Linked DNA regions of Mus musculus: region 2 is linked to region 1. Evidence: chromatin loops called from intact Hi-C (ENCODE). Cell type or tissue: heart. All regions are shown on one strand. Each heading gives the region's core, and the rest is flanking DNA. Links, peaks and the distances in the headings are about the cores only.

What was found. Peaks named below come from ENCODE experiments on the same cell type or tissue, not always from the same donor. Only the 100,000 strongest peaks of a DNase experiment are listed, where the experiment ranks them.
Region 2: it touches region 1 in a loop (2.1-fold over the local background); 2 of 42 quality-filtered maps call a loop at or near these places.

Annotation. Positions count from the first base shown.
Region 1 is chr6:140,278,585-140,286,642 of GRCm38, forward strand. Gm38917 (a long non-coding RNA gene) reads right to left here and starts at 7,151. Exons shown (of 3, transcript XR_869559.1): 1 at 6,865-7,151; 2 at 6,623-6,760. In heart, for the core only: no CTCF peak of the experiment used is centred there; a DNase peak (open chromatin) is centred at 3,837; H3K27ac peaks cover 530 bases.
Region 2 is chr6:140,343,790-140,351,847 of GRCm38, forward strand. No RefSeq gene overlaps it. Among named protein-coding and RNA genes, the nearest start is that of Gm38917, 62 kb to the left of the region's middle. In heart, for the core only: no CTCF peak of the experiment used is centred there; no DNase peak of the experiment used is centred there.

The sequences.
Region 1 (8,058 bases), core at 1,261-6,260:
TTCCACCATTCAAAGACGATGCCTTTAGAGGAGTCACTCCTGTGACCTCATGTGGGAAAAGAGAAGGGCTAGTTCCCGAATGCCTAATTCTGAGGGCATCTGATCCAAGGGCCTGATCATTCCCAGAGGTTACATCTCTGAACACTGCTGTAATGGGGCTGGGGGTGGAGGTTATTGACATTTAAAACAAAACAAAACAAAACAAACAACTCTCTGATCTTAAAGGGAGTAAGAGATAGTTTATTCTGTAGCCATTTTGAATAGCCACAGCCCAGGAACTCCAAATTCCATGTTCCGATGTGGAAGCAGCTTCCTGACATTTTTATAGTTTTACAGAACAAGGAAAGTCATAAATCAAGGCAAGGTTAAATAAAATCCGTTGGTGAGTGCACAGCAGAGGCAGGCACAGCAAGATGCAAGGAGCTTGTCTGTAAACCCAGGATGCTGTCTGCTGACACTCTTAGCTCTTGGATTGGTAGGAGCTTCCGAGATAATACATTCTAAGGGGTCGTTTTCTATTAGTCACAAGATGTTAGTTCTGACACAGAGGCGGGCAAGGATTAGCCATTGCAGAGGGCTAGAACTAGCCCAAGATAAGGAAATTAACCTCTGGGCCCGCAGTACTCCAATCTCTGGGGAGGACTGAAGTTCTAATCAGTCACCAGTCTCTGCGGACACAGCTCCTTTCCAGGGCTTTTCATTCACAATATGAATTGTCGAAGGGACGCAAACACTCAAACCACAGCAGACTTTTTTTCTTTTGCTCTCAGGATAAAATACCAGTGAACCACATGCCGAGGGGTGATCTTAACTCTGTAGCGGACTTGAACGTTCTGGAAGGAATAATCAAACATTGTATGATGTTAAAAGTTCAGTGTGCCTGCTGTCTATAAAATGCTAATGTCTGTACCATGGCTGGGTGCCGTGGCTTTGGGGAAAGGGGAGGAGCTGTTTTCCAGAGAAATGAACTTTTGTCTTGGTGGTTCTTGGTTGGCTGGTTGGTTGATTGATTGGTCAGTTGGTTGAAACAGGGTCTCTTGTAGCCCAGGCTGGCCTCCAACTATGTAGCTGAGGATAACCTTCAACTCCTGGTCTTCCTGCTTCCACCTCCCCAGCACTGGACTGACAAGCACGTGGCAGCATGCCTGGTTTACCTAGGGCTTAGCTAGGCAAGCTCTCCATCAACTGAGCTGCACTCCCAGGCCAAAGAAAGGTGGGATCCAGCTAGACAAAGAAACAGGGCTAAGGAAAGGAACCTGGAACTGAAGAGGCCAGAATCACCAGACAGAGCCAAACCCTGCAGAGTCTTGGCTGCTCTGTAAAGTAGGCAGATTTAATTTTGCAGAAGGGACGGCACGGTGCCATTGGGGAATTTACCACCAGGGAAGACTAATTGCAATCGCAACACCTTTTCTGCAATTTCACCCAGACCACGGGCTCTTTCAGAGCGAGCTGATTCTCCCTAGAAACGTTTAAAAGCATGAGTCTTGGATAATTACCATGGAAGTCCCTGGTTTGTGGCATGTTGCATTTAACATGAGCTGAGTGCTATTTATAGATGTTCGTTTGTTGTTTGCATGGACGTTTTTATCAGTCTAAAGTTACTCTCTATTGCAACATTTTAAAAAGATCAATTGGGGTGGGGGTGGGTGGAGCTGATGGAATGGCTCAGCAGTTAAGAGTGAATACTACTCTTCCAGAGGACCCAAATTCATTTCTCACTAACCAGACCCAGTGGCTCACAGTCACCTACAACTCCAGCTCCAGGGGCTCAGATACCCTCTTCTGGACTGCAAGGGCACCTCTACTCAGGTGCACACACCCCTATCCACAGACACACGCATAGACACATAATTTTAAAATAATCATAATGAAATCTTAAAAATAAAATGAGGCTGGAGAGATGGCTCAGCAGTTAAGAACTCTAGCTGTTCTTCCAGAGGACCCAGGTTCAATTTCCAGCATCCACATGGTGGCTCACAACTGTTCCTAACTCAAGTTCAGAGGCTCTAGTGCTCTCTAGTGGTCTCCAGATATCAGGTACACATAGCATGCACAGATTTTCATGCATACAAACACCCCATGCACATAAAATAATAACAATCAATTCAAGAGCTGATAATCAGACTCCAATTATCTTGCTTCTCTTGTAACCAAATATTCATCAGGTACACATGTTCTTTTCCACGGAAATAAAATCTAGCCAGACACAAGCCCTGGCTTAAAAGATTTGCCAGCTATCCATATAGGAGAGGAGATTCTGAAGTCCATGAAACAGCAAAAGCAGCTTCCTTAATTCAAAGAGAAATTGGTTACAATGTAGCAAATCTGCCAGTCATAGTTCCCAGGACAAAGTGCAATGTGGGCTCAGTGTTTGTCCAGAAAAATGGTAAATCATCAACCACACCTGGCCCCGCTTCTTCCAGGATGTTGTAATGACAGTTAGACAGTGGCTGGGCCGTGGCTCTAGTTATAAGAGCAGCTTATGTGGATGCCACACTCCGGAGAACTCCAGACACTTTTCATCGGGTAAACAACTCCTTCATCAGGCTTTAATCTAAACTCCCAGCTTCTCAAAGCTGCTGTGGACAAAGCCAGAGCTGGGTTGCAGCTCCGGAGGGAGAGGGCTGGCCCAGCATCCGGAGGCCCTTGGCTCTGTTCCCATTAACTGGGTGTGTTGGTACACACCTGGAATCCCAGTTCTGGGGCGGTGGAGGAAGAAAGATTGGGAGTTCAAGGCCAGTCCTTAGGCTATGTGTCAAATTCTAGGCCAGGTTGGGATGTGTGAGACCTGTGTGCTAATGGGGGTGAGGTGAGGGTGGGGAGGGAGGGAGGGTGCAGTGGGAGTGGGGGAGGGGCGGGGAGGGGTGGAGCGATGTGAGGGCAGGGATCAAGTGAGAATGGGGTGGAGCAGGAGCCACTGGAAGCTCTCCTCACTTATGAAAGGAAGCAAATTACTCCCTAATGTATTTTACCTGCACATTTTACTTGGTTTTACTTTCAAGGCCAAAAGAGCCCACAGGCTTGCAACTCAGTGATAAACCAGCCTTAAAGTCACAGAACAATCCACCCTTGACTGCATTAAACAACTGGAATCAGGCAATAAGCCCATTCATTTGCACTCATTACTTCAGAATTAACGTGCCTCGGTGGAATACAGGTATACGAGGCGCGCTACCCCGCCACTCAGAAGCGAATTCTAGGAAAACTAAAAAGACAAAAAGCCTTTGTATTTCCACTAAGAAATACTGTTCCAAGACAGGCAGGGCCTTCGAATATCATCCTCCTTTGGCCGAATTTCATTTTAGTCCCAATTAACTCATAATTACATTAGACATTAGAGAGTAAGACTTCAAAACATCTGCCAGCTTTAAAGGCACTGCATTTAGAAAGCCCTCGGCATGACCCCGCCCCTTGACCAGACTATTTATAGTCCAGTGAAATTAAGTTAGGTTCACGGTGCCTGACTGCCCAGTAGATTATTAGTTTGCAAATGCGTTCATTAAGTGGCAAGATTCATTTGGGGGTACAAAGCCTTCTGCTTCATCTTTACAGGACGGTCCGCTGGGTGGATTTAAAAATAAAATCAGTCGGCAAATAGCATAGCTCAGAGGAAAAGCTTCCTGTTTTGTGGCCATCGAGTGTCAGGCCCACTGTGAAAGCTAGGCTTGCTTGATTCTTTTGAAAGAGCATTGAAGTGCCCACGATGTGGATGGCTCCAAGGTCCCCTAACTGGGGACACTGCTGTGAATTTGGAGTGCTGCTTGCCTTCTGCCTGGGAGGAACAGTTGGGGCAGTCACAAAAGAAGAAAGCTCTTGTCAGAATCGCACAAAAACTGAAAGCTGATGTCAACACATCCGTTCTCGCGCACAGCTGTGTGTTTGGTATTCCCAGTTCTGGACCGGATGGATGGATGCTGCCAGGAGGGATGTCAGGTCTGCTGCGGTCTGGATCAGATAGATGCAGTTTGAAGTTTGAGCTTTCTTCCTAAGAATTTTCTTCTAGGCACTTAACCCAGCAAACGCTATTTAAAAAAAAAAATCAATTAACTATCTGTTTCTGTTTCCCCTTTGAAAGTATTGTACCATTTTATTTGAAGCGCTATGGGGAATTTCAGGGCACCTTCAGCTCTTCTGATTAGGACAAATATGTAAAGAAGTTATTTGAGATGGTGCGGTTATCAAACTGTCTAATCCAGTCAGTATGAAGAACAAGGAGGAGCTGGCGCGACATCTTGGCTGTTACAAGCACTTGCTGCTCAGTCAGAAGCCAGAGTCTTGTTCCCAGCACCCAAAGGGCTGGCTCACAACCTCCTGTAACTGCAGCTCGGAGAACCTGACACCCTCTCCTGGCCTCAACAGGCACTGTAGTGTGTCATACACTCATGCCTATGGATAAACATAAATTAAAAATAACGATAATCAATATTTTAAGTGTAACTTTTCCGATAGAAACAGAGAAAAAAGATATTCATCTTCTGGATGCAATTGTGTTTAACCCCCAAAACTTCACCCTTTGTTCTAAAAATACTTTCTGCCACTATTCTCATTCCATTAAAAGATTGCATGCGCCCTTTTAGACACTGCTCCCTGAATAACCTGCCTTGACCTTTCCCCTCAGGGCTTAGAGTTAATGAATATTTCCCCATTGTTTCCCTTCACAAACCTCTCAGACTTGTTAAAAAGGGCCCTCAGATGTAGTCTTGCTGCCCTCAGAGCCCCACATTCGGGGAGAACTGCATCAAAAGCATCAACATGACAGAAAAATTGGCCATTATTATTTTAAAAATTCCAAGTATGGGATTACAGATATACACCACTGTATCTAGCTTATTTGGTTGTTTGGTTTGGTTTTGAGACAAAGTCTCTCATTCTGAAGACCAAAAAGGCTGGGACTCACTATAGAGTCCAGCTGGCCTCCATCAAATTCATGGTAGTCCTCCCGCCTCAGCCTCTCAATTGCTAGACTTATATACAATATAGAGCACCATGGCTGTTCATCGTAGAGTTTGGGTTTCTTTGTTGGTTCATTTATTTGTCTGAATCTTTTATTGAATGCACCGTGGAGTTTTCCAGACTCTATTTAAAACATCTGCCAGGTAGCTGGTCCTCTCTGTGAGCTCTTATTGTCTGATTTTAGAAGTAAGTCAAGATCTGTCCCTGTGACCATCCCAGGCTCTTCTGTGAAAGGACAATAGTTTCTAGAGAAGTCCAGCTTTCAACGTCCAAGTTTAACGAGCAACAAGTTTTCACTTCCCATAGAAGCTTGAGGCTCTTTAAGAAGACGTGTGTGCACCCAGGCAAAGCTCAACAGATAAGAGCAAGGCGTTAATGAAGGCAAAGGTATCTATTTAACCCCCACATGGGCCCATTAACTTCATTTAGACAAAACCACCATCCTGAAGATGCACGTTAAACTTCTAAACCCAGCCGGCCGCATAGAAAGCACACCAGTCAGCTCGTGGGATGCTAAGAGGGGTGTAGGTGACTCAGGAAACGCCACCACTACTTCCTTGAGAGAAGGGAATTGGGGGGGGGGGATTAGTGAGTGACTTATTCCAAGATAAATATCTCACATGTACAGAGTGCCGAGCAAGGTTCTAAGATAATGACGGACAGCAAGAAAACCAAGGTAAGGAAGGCCATTTACAGCCCGGCATTGGATTTCAGGAGCTGATCTCTGGCGAAGGAATAGAACCTACAATTAAGGTTGAGGCATGTCAAAAAGAAGCTATAATAGAAGTAGGGGTAATTAGTAGGTGCGCGATACGCCATGATAAGCTTTATGGGATTGAGAAAACAGACCATATTACAAACTTTTCTCCTTGCTGTGACCAAATACCTGATGGGGTGGCTATGTTGGCTACAGTGTGAGGGGATTAGAGACCATCAGGGTGGGTGGGAACACAGAGCCATAGGAGCATGGGGTAGTGCTCACCTTGCTGCCATAGTTAGGAAGCAGGCAATAGATAGGAAAAGGGGGTAAATTATAAGATAAGACCTGACCCAGAAACTTACTTCCCCAAGTGAGGCTCTCTCCACCTCGTGGAAGTTTCACAGTCTTCTAAAACAGTGGCCCTCAACCTGAGCTGAGAGCCCTCTGAGAGTCAAATGACCCTTTCACGGGGTTGCCTAGAACCAAGAGAAACACGGATACCTACCTTTTAACTCAGCAGTAGCAAGATTACAGTTATTAAGCAGCAACTCAACCTAATTTTACGATTGGGAATCATCAGATCATGAAGGACTGTATTAGAGAGTCACAACGTTAGGAAGGTGAGAGCCACTGCGCTCGAACATCACCAGCAACTGGGAACCAAATATTCAAACACAGACCTACGGGGACGTTTCACATTCAAGCTATTACATACCAAAAAAAAAAAAAAAAAAAAAAAAAGACAGAACTCACATTTTAGCTGATGTGATCAAAAATGATTTTAAGGGGGAAAGTGAGATTTAGTCAGAAAGTTAGAGGGGAAAGAGAAAAAAAAACTCAAAATATAGATCAAACTAAATAATACAAAACTTGACTATTAAGTAAAAAAAAACTCATTTAATCTTTAAAAATGGTTATTATAAATTTTTAAATGAAGCAGTGATTTGAATTTTAAATGAAGCCTACCGTAGCACGGATGACAGGAGATGTGTGGGTCAGTCTGCTTCGTGCTCCTGCTATAAAAATGTCCGAGACAGTCAGAGGTATGGAGGTGGGTTTTATTGGATCCAGGTTTAGATATCATCCGCTCCATGGCTTTCTGGACTACAGCAAATCAGAACAGCCATGCAACAGTGGAGGGAAGCTCTTTACCTTGGGGTAGCCAGGAAGCAGTGAGAGGGAGCAAAGGGGCTAGAGACAAGACATACCTCTCAAAGATGTGTCTCCAGCAACCTTCTTCTGCAAGCCCCATGTTGTAACATTCTACTCACTGTGTGTTGCAAGAGGAGATACTTCCATGGAGTGGAAAACTGCAGAAGTATGCAGGAAAAAAGGAAAAGGAAACAGTATCTAATTTGTAATAAAGAAACTAGTTGTTTTGCGGCTATCCTCCATTCTCCCTTTGCTGAATACATGGTGGCCTTCTTTCTTCACAAGCAGCCTTGCTGAGTGCCTGGGTCTGTTTGACTAGCTCTGGCAAGTGAGTCTGAAAAGTGGGCTGCTACAGTTTACACCAGGAACCTGTGATTTTGCTAAAACCCAGTAGCTTTCTCATTAGTTTCATCTAGGAGACCTGTTGCTGTGTTTAAAATATGCGTGGGTCTCCCCAGCCTGGGCTCTCGCAGTGAACAGATTCTCATTTCCCCTGCAGTATTGCAGCTGTGTGAATAAGAAGCAAACCTTTGTAAGTGTTTTAATAAGCTGTGTATTTATGTTTGTGTATGTATGGTGTGTACATGTTTACAGGTTTACACTTCTGTAAAGCCAGAGCTCAAGGCCAGGTGACTTCCTCCAGCACTCCCCACCTTCATTTTCGAGACAGGGCCTCCTCTCACTGATCCTGGAGCTCATCAGCTTGTTTAGACCGGCTGGCCAAAGTGGTGTTAGAATCCACCTGTCTACCTCCCAACAGCGAGACTACAGGCCCGGGACACCATCTTTGATTTTTTTGTGTGTCCTGGGAACCTGATTTAGGTCCTGTGGCTGGAACAGCAAACTTTATTTACCGAGCTCCCCATCCCACCTTGGTGGGCTTTAAAAACTTTTTAAATTGAAATATCTTTTCAAACAATATATTTGATCATATTTTACCTCCCCCAACCCTTCCCAGAACCTCCTGCCTCCTCCCCCATCTAATTTTGTGCTTTATCTCTCTCTCTCAAAAACAAAACAAGAAAAAAATAAACACACACACATGAAATGAAAACCAAACTAAATAAGCAAAAGACCAATAATATAAAAAATGCAAAATGGGGATTAAAAGTCTTCAAAAATGCCATTGAAAGGGAAAAGGAAAAGGAGGGGGAGAAGGAGAGGGAGGGGGCAGAGAGAGGGAGAGGGAGAGGGAGAGGGAGAGGGAGAGGGAGAGGGAGAGGGAGAGGGAGAGGGAGAGGGAGAGGGAG
Region 2 (8,058 bases), core at 1,513-6,512, 65 kb after region 1:
GTGCAGTCGGATGCTAAACAAACAGCTTCCGGAAGAGCGAAGAGCGTGACCAGCATGCCTTGATCCATTCATTCTATCACACAGCCCGGCAGATTCCAAAGTGGTGTCCTAATGCAATTTCCGTGCTGTGGTTTGAACACATCCCCCAAAACTTTATGTTTTCAAAACGTAGTCTTCAGATTTTTTGTTAATAGTATTTAGAAGCAGGGCTTAAGCAATAGGAACTAGATGAGATCATCTTTGATTGCTTCATTGGCTTTATAGGAAGAAGCGGCGACCCGAGTTAGAGCATTGGATTTGTGTGTATACATGATTTCTTCTGCCCTTTACAATGCATCAAGTCAGCCCTCAATTGCCAAGACCCTCAGCTTCCAGCTTCCAGAACCATGGCCTAACTAAAACTCTATCCTTTATACATTACCAAGTACTTTGAAAATAGACCAAGGCATGGGAGATGGGGCAAAGGTCAAAAGGTCTGCCTATTACCTTCCTTGCCTCATTCTATCTTATATATGTTTTCAATTTTCTTCTCGCCTCTATTTTTAGCTTGAAAGTAGTGTTGTGTTTTATAAAATGGCTGCAGTAGCAGCCCTGATGGGGGAGGGGGAGCACTCCCATGGCCAGGCATCCCCCCTCCCTCCCCCCAGGAATCAGCCATATGACAGGCTTAGTATAAAAAGGAGTTTATTTGGGAGCTGGAGAAGAGGGTAGAGGCAGATAAAGGAAGGAAACAGAGAAAGACAGAAAGAGAAAGGAGAGAGGAAGAGGCCAGCCTGGGACATGGGGAAGGGGAGAGGGAGAGTAAAAGAAAGAGAGAGGGGAGTGAGGAAGGGACCACCAGACAGGAGACAGAGAGACAGAGACTTCTCATATAGGAGCCTGGCTCCACCTGGCTGTTGCTAGGTATCTCTTGGGTGGAGCCTAGTGGAACTGCTAACAGGTAGGACCCAGTTGCTATGTTTTAAGTTTTAAAACCAGTAAAATAAGCAACCAAGCCGGTTGCTTGGTATCCCAGTACTTGGAAAGCAGAGGCAGGCAGATTTCTGAGTTCAAAGCCAGCCTGGTCTACAAAGTGAGTTCCAGGACAACCAGGGCTACACAGAGAAATCCTGTCTCAAAACAAACAAATAAACAAATGAACAAAAAAAAAAGCAACCAAGAATCAATCATAGAAGATCTTTATTGAGGGAATGTTAATGAGCCTATTTATGTTTTAGGAAGCTGACTCTGGCTGAAAAGTAAGAGAAAGAGTCAGGAAAGGAGATACAGAACGAATGGGAAGGGGATTTCCTGAGCTGATAACAGGGTCCATTTTATAAAGAGTAAAGACTGGATGCTTGACAGTGTGAGTGTGGAGAGAAGACAGCCTGCATAGGCTTCTACCTTTGAAATGCTTGGTCCCCAGTTAGTGCAACTGTTTGGGAAGGATTAGGAGGTGTGGCCTTGATGGAGGAGGTGTGTCACCAGCCGTGGGCTTGGAGGTTGCAAAAGCCCACACCACCCCCAACTAGCACTCTCTGCCCGCAACTTGAACATCAGATATGAGCTCTCAGCGACTGCTCCAGCACCTGCCCACCTACCCACTCACCTGCCATCATACTCCTGGATTCAACAGTCATGAACTCATGGCTGTAAGCAAATCCCCAATTAAATGGCTTTGTTCTAAAGTTGTCTTGATCGTGGTGTTTTGTCACAACAATAGAACAGTAAGTAAAACAACAGTCACCAGGCACAGAGATTGGATTTCAGCCAATCTTCAAGTGCAGCCGTTTCTGACAATTAGACAATGTAGGCTGAAAACCAATACATGTTCACTCTTCCATTGGCGGACTCCAGTAGTTGATATCGGCTCCTTCACTTCAACCATGCTTACAATGACTACTATAAGGAGATGAGACAGAGCTTCCTGAAACACTCCCAAGCTTCTCAAGTGTGGAGGGTACCAGTTTTTCGACTAATGAGATCCTGTAGGAGATTGTATTTATTGTAGTAACTTGACCACGGAAAAACATCGCCAAAACAATATACATTTGAGTCACCATTTTCACGAGGCAGGTTTATTGTGTTATCTCTTTTTCCTCATTTATCTTATAAAAGTAGTGTTTTAGTTCAACTCTTGAGACACAATGAGCCCTGCCTGGTCGCATAGTTCCTGGGAAGCCTGAGGAAGGGGGAATTCAAGTTCAAGATTTGCTTGAACTACTGAGTGATTTAGTGAGACTGTTTTGAAACAAAAATTTTAAAAGAAGGGTTTGGGGGTAGAAAGGTGAGGCTATAGCTCCGTTGTAGTATGTTGGCCTGGCATGCATAAGGGCCTAGGTTCAAATTCTAGCAGACATAAAAATAAGAAACTTGGAAAGGTGAGTTGAGTAGAAAGTTAATTGACTGAGCCCTAGATATCAGCTTATCTTCCACTGCACCATTTTTGCTATTGTGCCACACATGCTTTGCTGAGTCTCTGCACTTCCGTTAAGAGGATAGCATTGACTCCTGACTCCACCATGATTTATGTCATGCATTCTGTCATGTGCAAAATAACTCTTTATGAAAAGAAGCCACATGGTCATTAGGTACTGTCTTAGTTAGGGTTTTACTGCTGTGAACAGACACCATGACCAAGGCAAGTCTTATAAATGACAACATTTAATTGTATTGACTTAGAGGTTCAGAGGTTCAATTCACTGTCATCAAGGTGGAAGCATGGCAGCATCCAGGAAGGCATGGTGCAGGAGGAGCTGAGGGTTCTACATCTTCATCCGAAGGAATTCAAGAACAGATTGGGCATCCTCAGGCAGTTAGGAGGAAAATCTCTAAGCCTACCCCCACAGTGACACACTTCCTCCAATAAGTGCCACTCCGTGGGATATGCAAACCATCACAGGTACCAAAGAGGCAAAAGGATGTGACCTACATGTGACATAAGCCTAGTGCAGCTCTCATTCTTAGACAAGAAGACTAGTGTCTGACAACTCATTGTGCACTTATTTTTTAGCTATTCTATTGGTAGAAGATGGAGCATTACCACATTTGCATGTGCAAGTCACAGGACAACTTGCAGAAATCAGTCCTAGGTATTGAACTCACATTGTCAGGCTTGGCAGCAAGCCCTTCTACCCACTGAGACATATCACAGGCTTTGTGCACTTGGTTCTTTGATAACTCTTACAATAATTGCTTTGGAGATGAGAGTTACGGAGAGCCCGAACCAGGATACTCCATGCAGAGCCTGCTGCATGGAGCAGTGACTTTTGACCTGTGAGCAGACAGATAAGCTGCTGCCTCTGTAGATAAATGGAGTAGAGAGATGCAGGCAGGAGTCAGTGGAAGCAGGTGCGTGGGCCCTGCACAGCTGCACAAAAGGCTCCCGTGACCAGAGGGCAGAGACCGTGACTAGAGGGCAGAGACCGCTGGATAGATTAGGCTAGCATTACCAAATACAGGTCTACAGGTTTGTTGAGGGTTAGGTTTTGCCTCAAGGCCAAAAGAACACTGTTGAGAGAACTTGGACAGGAAGTAAATTGTCAGACTAACAGTTTAAAAAGAATGTTTATTAAAGTATATTCATTATACATAAGAATGAATTTCACTGACATTTTTCATGATGTGTAGAATGTAGGCTGATCGTATTTGAACTCCATTACCCTCTCTGCTCTCTGTCCCCTCCCGCTGACCAACTCACCTGTAACCAACCCCCGGTTTCATGTCATCTATTTTACTTTGTTTTTATGTCTGACCCAGTGAGTTTCTTTAGAGTTGCTTCTGGAAGCTCGGGCACCTTATAAGTGACTATACCACTAAAGAAAATCCCTCTCACCAGCCACCATTAACTGCCTATAGATCCCCCCCCCCAGGGGTGGGGGAGGTGTGCTTGTGAATCTGTCCCCCATTCATGGCAGAGTATTGATGTCCCAGTCTTGTTCAGGTCTTAAGCAGTTAGGTGTAGGTGCTATGAGTTCAAGAGTAACATGGGCTGGGTTACCTTTAATTCCAGCACTTGGGAAACAGAGACAGGCAGAGCTCTGTGAGTTCAAGGTCAGCCTGGTTTATGAAGTTCCAGGTTAGGTGGGACCACACAGTGAGAACCTGTCTTAAAACAACAACAACAAAAACAAAAACAAACTCACAAACAAACATGTTGCAGAGTCAGAACCAGGACTACGTTGAGTCCTAGTGAAAAATAAACTGGAATAGGGCAGAAACAGATTGAGAGGAATGACATGAGCCACATTAGTAGATTTATCAGAAATGTCATCCACTCCCAACTGCAGAGCCTCACACTAGCGATTTAAATTGAGAGATAAATCTAGCCAGAGCTGTTCCTGCTTACAGCTGCCCTTGGACAGCCCAGGCAGCAGGATTTGGCTCGATGCTCCAGGCCAGGCCCATGCCTTGTGTGTCCCAGGCTACTAGACCAATAGTTTCTCTAAACTACAGCCATGTAGACTGGTCCTCTGCATAGGCCTAGAGCCTTTCTCTAAAGCTGGTTTCCCTCAGCCTCATGGCACCAGCCCCTGCCCACTCCATAGAGAATTCTAGGCCATCTGGGCCTATATACTGAGACACTGTTTCAAAAACAAGGATTTGGTAGGCAGGATACCTCAGGGAACAAAGCACTTGTCCCAAGTCTTATAAGTTAAGTTTGATCCACAGAACACACACATGGTGGGAGGTGAGAAGCACTTCCCACAGTTGTCCTCCAACCTCCACATGCGCACACTCATGCACACACACACACACACACACCACAAATAAACAAACAAATCAATATAAAACAAATTTATATTTTTAAAATCATGACGGAACAGTCCTAACAAACGATTTAATCTACTGATGGATTCGAAATCTTAAAAAAATAAAAATAAAAAGCTTTGGGCATGGTGGACCCGTGGGAGGCGGGGCCATGGGGACCTTGGGCGTGGTGGACCTGTGGAAGGCGGGGCCCTGGAGAGCTAGGGTCTCTGGGGGCGTGTCCTTGTCGGCCACTTCCTGCTAATGCTTCCTGTTCTCCATGTTGTGTCCTAAGTAACTGGGTCCCCTCAGTATTTTATCAACACAACATGAAGGAACTCCACAGCTCGCTGCTGCCCTCCCTCTGATGAAAGGGCCGGGGAGGTTGGAACGTACAGGAGCGACTAGTCATCTGGACCTGGCTCGGTTTCCAGTTTGATGTCAGCGTTCCACCACGCCCCTCTTATTTACAAAGAGTTCTGAGTATGCAGGTAAATTTCAAATTAAAATATGAAGTTTAATCCTAGCAGGAGTCAGCAAATAATTCTCCACACTCAGCAGAAGAACACGACTAAGAAGAGAAAAGACCACGCTGCACTGAGCAGACGGATTCCCGTGTCTTTTGTTTCCCTCATTGCTTTTCTAGTCCAGGCAAGAAGGGCCCTTCCACAGAAAGCAACAAATAGCTCGTGGCCTACGAAGAAAATCTGAAAAACATTCATAGGCTTCAAGATAATATCTTTTGAAATCTTCCCTTGCACTTCCTTCTAAAATACCTTTTTCTAAAAATAGAATTCTCAGAGTGACCTGAATAAATGAAGAGGGGGAGGGGGAGGCGGAGGGGGAGGGGGAGCCGCTGCCGAGTTGTGAAACCCATGTGGATTAATGCAACAGAAATGTGAGCCCGTGTTATTGTGATCTAAAGTGCTAACGGGTGCCCCTTACCTAAAACATGCAAAATATTTTCAAAACAAGTATCATCTTGGCAGGCCAAGTCATATTCTTACAGCTCTCCTAGGGAGGCCATTTGTCAAATGGGAACGCTGGGACTGTGCTAAACTACAAACACTGTCTAAACACAGCTCAAAAGTAGCCATGTTTTGAGGCTGGAGAGATGGCTCAGCAGTTAGGAGTACTGGTTGCCCTTCCAGAGAACCCACGTGGTAGCCTACAAGTCCCTCTAGTTCCTGGGAACCCTACTCCATCTTCTGGCTTCTATGGGCTCCATGCACACATATGATACTCATATATACCTGCAGGCAAAACACTTATACATATAAAATAAAAATAAATCCTAAAAGGTGGAGGGAAAGGTGGGGGCAGGATCAGGTATTGGAAGAGACAGGAGAGAAGTACAGAGGGTCAGGAAATTGAACAGAAATATGTAGCTGTCGGGGATGGGGAACTGGAGGTACCACTAGAAAGTCCCCGATGCCAGGGAAGCAGGAGATTCCCAGGACCCAAAAATTAACCAAAATACCCAACAGAGGGCAGATAGAACCTGTAGAGACTATCTCCAGTAGATAGGCACGTCCCCCTGTTGAGGGATGGGGCCATCCATTCATCTCAAAATTTTTAACCCAGAAGTGTTCCTATCTAAAGGAAACGCAGAGACAAAAAATGGAGCAGAGACCGAAGAAAAGGCCATCCAGAGACCGCCCTCCCTAGGCGGACACCACCACCCACACCCCCACACACACACTATTGCTGATGCCAAGAAACACTTGCTGACAGGAGCCTGGTATAGCTGTCCCCTGAGAGGCTCTGCCAGCACTGACCAATACAGATGCAGATACTCACAGCCAACCATCGGACTGAGCCCGGGCACCCCAATGGAAGAGCTGGGGAAGGACTAAAGGAGCTGAAGGGGTTTGCAACCCCATTGGAAGGACAACAATATCAATCAACCAGACCACACACACACACACACAGCTCCAGGAACTAAACCACCAACCAAAAAGTACATATGGAGGGGACCCATGGCTCCAGCTGTATATGTAGCCAAGGATGGCCTTGTTGGACATCAATGGGAAGAGAGACCCTTGGCCCTGCAGAGGCTCGATGCCCCAGTGTAGGGGAACACTAGAGCAGTGAGGCAGGAATGGGGGGTGGGGGTAACACCTTCATAGAGGCAAAGGGAAGGAAGGATGGGATGGGGAGGGAGGGTGTTGCAGAGGGGAAACCAGGAAGGGGAACAACATTTGAAATGTAAATAAATAAAATAACCAATAAAAATAAATCCTAAATAGAAAAATTACCTTTTTTTTTTTCCTTTTTAAGACAGGGTCTCACTACTCGACCACCTGTGTCTGTCTCTGCTTCCTGTGTCACTATGACCAGTCATTTGCCACTAGTTTTCTGATGTATCCTAGTATGCTGAATACTTCTGAAAATTCTAAAGAATCGTAAGAATCATATGATAGTCTCTTTCTTCTTTGAGACATAGTCCCACTACGCATCCCTGGCTGACCTAGAACTCTCTGACCTAGACCAATTAATAGTGTGCCTCACCAAATCTGGCTCCTATGACCATTGAGATTACAAGAAGAGTAAAATAATGGTGGCGATGATGATGGTGACGTACAAGCCTTAGCAGAGACTCCAGGTATCTTAGTTTGCAGCCATTCCTGGGGTTTGGGGGTTCCAGCCACATTGTCTGTTTGCCCATGTCAGCTCCGAGTTTTCTACACTCAGTCTGGGCGCTTCTGCAGCCCTTTCTCCCGTGAACTCTGCAGCACGGTTTCATAAACTGTGGATGAGTTAAATTCTCTGCAGGTTAGAGCAGCAAAGAGACCCCAAGAGTAGCCACTTAGAAAGCCCAGCTCCCCACACCACCAGTTGAGAAATAAATAAGGACCAGGGGAGAGGCAGGTGCCCTCTGCCCCGCCCCCCCCCCCACTCCCGCTCTCCCTCCCTCCCTCCCTCCCTCTCCCCCGCCCCCCAGTGGCAAAGACCCATGGGAATTCTGGGAGAACAATGGTATTTCTGCCCAATAGACATATGAGCACCCTGTAAGCCAGGGGGGGCCCAGCTTTGGCTTTCCAGCTCACAATAGGTGGGGAGGGGACCCTTTGTTCCTTCCCAATAACATCCAAGAGGGCGGCCTCTTACCTAACAGAGGCTCCACTCAGTTCCCCCTTTGTCTTTGTTCTTTCTGGTTTCCTTTGATTTTTTATAAATAGAGATTTAAGCCTATGATTCTCATACCTTCTTAAATTGAGCTCAGTGATTTGTGCATTTCTTTTTTCTTTTCTTTTTCTTTTTAATTCACTGAGTTATTTCTGGGCACCTGGGCACCCCTCCCCTATTCCTCTCCATGTTTTCAGAGGC